Regions from separate parts of the Homo sapiens genome. Here region 2 is linked to region 1. A link is an interaction called in ENCODE POLR2A ChIA-PET data of the cell type or tissue named here. Cell type or tissue: CD4-positive, alpha-beta T cell. All regions are shown on one strand. Region 1 has its middle 110 kb from the start of LINC02676. Region 2 has its middle 160 kb from the start of LINC02676.

Region 1 (2,500 bases):
TAATTTCTCTGTTCTTTCTCTTTTTTGTAGTAAGTCATACTCAAGGAAAATATTTGCTTGTTTGAGCATCTTGGTTACTTATAAACTGGGAAATCGGTAATGTAATGTGCTATGAAAAACAAAATTAGCCGGGAGTGGTGATGCGTGCCTGTGGTCCCAGCTACTCAGGAGGCTGAAGTGGGAAGATGGATTTAGCCCAACAGGTGGAGGCTGCAGTGAGCTGAGATTGTGCCACTGCACTCCAGCCTGGGTGACAGAATAGAAAGCTGTCTCAAAAAATAAAATAAAATAAAGAAAATCAACAAAAAAGAATGCTCTAGATACCTTCCATAATAATTCATAATTCAGTTATTTGAGTTTAAGCTTATTTTAATATATTTCATTTATCTGAAAATATTTTCATAGCTACTATAAAATCACAGTCTTGAAATCTATAAACATACTATAACCTAATGAGAAAACTTCACTTATGGCTCAGGATTTCTCATTCATTTGACAATTCAGAACATGTTGATCCTACCTCTCCTGTGGCTATTTTAATGGCATACTTGGAATTATAACGGTGTGGGCTTGCCATATCCGCCTTCCCACAATATACCATGCTACTTGTAAATAAAAATTACCCTATTATCTTTTAAGTTTTGAAGTACTTTGCACTGAATTTGTTCTGCAGAGCTAATCTTTATTTTAATAAAAATATTCATAGATTTATTCAAACAATATTAAACTGAGCAAAAATACAAACATTTCAAAGATTCCTAGAATATCAGATGAAAGGAAGGTTCCTATGCTTTCATCTTGCTGGTAATTCAATTAATAAAATGTTAAAACTTCTTGAAGACTTTACTTTAGAAAAATATAACCCTAGAATTTTGGCGCTATTTTTTTAAGCTACAAACTGTCATTGTTGGGACAGTAACCGTCCATATGTTGAAAGTAAATACAATTTTCACCTTTTAGCTCCTGGATTTAGGCCTAGTAAGCTTTCTAAATATTCACTAGAGGCATTCTGATAAGTATAGTTATCAATATACATTTATTAATTTTCTACCTGTTGTGTGATACTGCCCTTGGCAAAAGCGTAGAACAAGATGAGTTGATTCTAAGTGGTAAACTAACCAAGGCACTGCCAAGATGAGATGTACCTCAATTTCAATATCAACACAGCACTGATTTCAAAGGTGGGGGATGGGGAACCGTTTTTGAATAGCCAGCCTGTATATATCATTTAAAGCAAAATAAATAAAGCTGAGAACCAAGGCAAAGGTTCTTGGTGGTACTGCTGCACAGCAGGAAGTGGAAACACAGTTGAGATTGCTCTGCAAACTGTGTGTGTGTGTGTGTGTGTGTGTGTGTCTTTCACCTCTCACTTTGAAGGTTGAGTGGTGAAATGCCACAACTTTTTTTTTTTTTTTTAACTTCCCTTTCAGGGCACAGAACAGACTTAAAAAAAAAAAACCTGACAGCTAGATAGATGTTCATATGTACATCAAGGCATAATGAAAGAATAAAATGAATATGCTTTCTGATTTTGTACAAAACAATACTGTTTCAGTCTAAAATGAAAAGAATTATACTTCCAAAAGCAATACCATTACACACAAAAAACTGCAGTAGATTACTTTAAAAAGGAAACAAGACTTGTTTTGTTTTTTCAAATTCTGATTCTTGAACATCCACATTCTTAATATTTCTTTCCAAAATTTAGATATAACATCAGAGAATGACATCCTTCAAAATAAATTGTGCAACAGAAAACTTGAAGCGACAGGTTTTATTCCTGCTTGCTTGGTTCAAAAAATATGCTAATATTACTTGAGGAAGTAGAATAAGAGATACAGAAGGATTCTCCAGAAAGTGAATAATCTTGGAGTTCACATTTTTTCTTATTGACTCACTCGATTTTTTTTTCTCAGCCATTCTTTCAATGGTGTATTCAACATACAGTCAACCGTATGAAGGAACATAGGCCACTTTAGTAATCATCAGGAAGTCTTAAAGCATGAACAGCGTTCAAGACAGAAAGAAAAAAGTTGACTGGGTGCGGTGGCTCACGCCTGTAATCCCATAGCTTTGGGAGGCCGAGGCGAGTGGATCATCTGAGGTCAGGAGTTTGGGACCAGCCTGGCCTACGTGGCAAAACCCCGTCTCTACTAAAAAATACAAAAATTAGCTGGGTGCAGTGGCAGGCGCCTGTAATCCCAGCTACTTGGGAGGCTAAGGCAGGAGAATCCTTGAACCCGGGAGGCAGAGGTTGCAGTTAGCCGAGATTGCGCTGTTGCGCTCTAGCCTAGGACACGGAGCAAGACTCTGCCTCAAAAAAAAAAAAAAAAAAAAAAAAAAAGTTACAAGATAGAGTCTCACAAAATTTGTTAGTTTACTAAATAGTCTGCCATCAGCATCACCAAGCTTCATCCGGATAGATTTTCCCCAAAACCCAGGGAATGCATCACTATATTTTGTTTATGTCCTTCTTCAACCTAAGGTGAGCTTTGCTTTT
Region 2 (2,500 bases), 50 kb before region 1:
CATCATGGTGTGGAATGTTTAATTTCTAAACCCTAAGAGCTTAATGACTACTGGTTATTTTCTCTTCTCTACAAACATTACCTGTTCCAGTTGCAGTTCATGGAATTCTGCCCATATAATAAACAGTAATAGATGAATCCCCCTCAGGGTATTCTCTGTTTCTTGGTTGAACAGATAATTTCTAAGTTACTTTTCCACTTAAGGTAATATGATTTTATTTGGATACCAGGGCTTGCAAATGTGGCCTTGCAAAGTTTTTTAATTGCAGTTAGTTTTCTATAGTAATTCCTTTTAGCAAGGCATGCCCTTATCTCAATGCTTATCCTTACCCTCACCATCAAAATGCCCTCAGAGTTACTAATTGAAGTACTATTGGACAGAATATTACATTAATACAGAGAAGATTATCCTTCAGGAAAGTGACAAGACTGAGGGAAAATTAAGAATAGTAGATACTAGTGAAGAATTTATATCTAGGTTGTAATGCTGTCCTAGAATGTCCTGATCTTATAATTCAATACACTATGCACACATATTTCATTTTATAACATAAATGTGTGCTAAAACATTGTGATTAAATATCCATTTCAATATCAATAACTGAATGGGAAAAAATCACCGCTGATTTTAGAAATTTCAAGGTTGTTCCTTCAGCAAAGCAGAGAATCCCTTTATGTTAATAATGTCTGTCAACCTTATTATCTAAAATGTTGTTTTCCCCTGCATGAAATTTTCTGTACATGAAAAATACTTGTTCTATATCAATTTTTAAAGTGAAATACTTGATTTGTATTGTTAAGTGTAACATTGAACAGTATTCAAAAGTGGACTTGTTCTATTGCCCTTCTGGGTGTGGCTAGAAGATGGTATTCAGCCACATCCTGCTACACCGTAATAAAACACATGCATATTCCAAATTCAAATGTTGAGAACTCATCATTCTTTCATTCTCCCAAAAAGACAAGCTTGTAAGTTGAAACACATTCATTCATCTAGGTGGTCCAGTAAAGCTCCCCCAAAACACTTATCTTTTCTGTGGCTATAGGTGTGACCAATAACTTTGATAATCAAATTAAGATAAGAAATTTCAACTGGGATATGTTAAATGCGAACCGAGATATGCAGAGAAATATGTAGTATCTAGAATAATTATAATCAGTAGAATCTTTATTCTAGAACTAGCTTGTGGCTTAACAATTAAAATAAAGGATTGCTTTAGGAAAGAAAACCTTGCTTTTAGTTAAGACATAAAACAAATATATAGCTACGTTTTCAATGAAAATAACATTCACAAAAGTAGCCCTTCTACATTCAGAGCTAAAGTTTTGCCCTAAGTCAGATTCTCATCCTAATCATTCTCTTCACCTTCTGGAGATTTGCTCACTAGTGACAGCCACTGACAAAAGACAAAGTCCAATAAAAGATGATGCTCTAAAAGGGATTTAATAAAACTAGGAGTGTTCTCTCGTTAAAGGAGCTGTTTGATAAGCAGAGCACTGTGCGTGTTTGCCACAGGAAGTAGCTGGCAGGGCTTTTTTTTTTTTCTTTTAAGCACATTATCTGATACTGTGTCTGGAAGGATTAATGCAGACTTTTTGTGATGTCATGTACATTTTTGATTGTAGTGATTAGAACCATGATTAAATGACCCCACACAAAGCAATAGGAAGAAAAACAGAGCTTGCCCTTTGACTTATATTTCATCTGTTTTTGGGGTTTCTTTGCTTTAAATGTGGCATAGCTATCTTATCAATAGGTTTCAGTTATCTGAACCATTTCCACCAAAACATCATTAATACATTGCCAGTGCATTTCTGAAAATTTTACTTTCATATATTTAACTATGTGATTATCTTAGTGTAAATGATTTTTTGTAAAATAATTTAGTTGTTAGATACATGAACAGATTTTTGCAAAGAAAACAAATTGCATGGCACTGTATCCTCTCAGGACATTTTGAGATAAGATGTGAAAATGATACTCATTGTAACAAAAAAGATTGAAAATAATTTTTGTAGAAAATATAATTAATTTATTCTACTATGGTGTGTATGGTGTGTGTGTGTATATATATATATACTGAAATAAAATTATGAGTAATTAACTTTATGACAGGTAACACTAATAAAGTGCAGTGGCATGTTCCTGAAATCCCAGCATTTTGGGGGATTGAGGTGGGAGGATTACTTGAGGCCAGGAGTTTGAGACTAGCCTGGGCAACATAGCAAGACTCCCATCTCTGCAATAAATTAATAAGTAAAAAATAAACAAAATATTAATTATGTGAAATAGTTTTCATTATGTTTGATTTCCACCAAAAAATGTATATATGGACATTAATTAATCTACTTTTTAATATAATTGACCATGTTCTGTAATACTTTATTTTTTATTATTATACTTTAAGTTCTGGTGTACATGTGCACAACGTGCAGGTTTGTTACATAGGTATACATGTTCCATGTTGGTTTGCTGCACCCATCAACTCGTCATTTGGAAA

Evidence for each region. ChIA-PET counts read pairs that join two places held together with the same protein. Peaks named below come from ENCODE experiments on the same cell type or tissue, not always from the same donor. Only the 100,000 strongest peaks of a DNase experiment are listed, where the experiment ranks them.
Region 2: POLR2A ChIA-PET joins it to region 1 with 6 read pairs; 6 of 35 experiments call an interaction of 5 or more read pairs at or near these places.

The regions. Positions count from the first base shown.
Region 1 is chr10:9,009,142-9,011,641 of GRCh38, reverse strand. No RefSeq gene overlaps it. Among named protein-coding and RNA genes, the nearest start is that of LINC02676, 110 kb to the right of the region's middle. In CD4-positive, alpha-beta T cell, no CTCF peak of the experiment used is centred here; a DNase peak (open chromatin) is centred at 1,341.
Region 2 is chr10:9,059,567-9,062,066 of GRCh38, reverse strand. No RefSeq gene overlaps it. Among named protein-coding and RNA genes, the nearest start is that of LINC02676, 160 kb to the right of the region's middle. In CD4-positive, alpha-beta T cell, no CTCF peak of the experiment used is centred here; no DNase peak of the experiment used is centred here.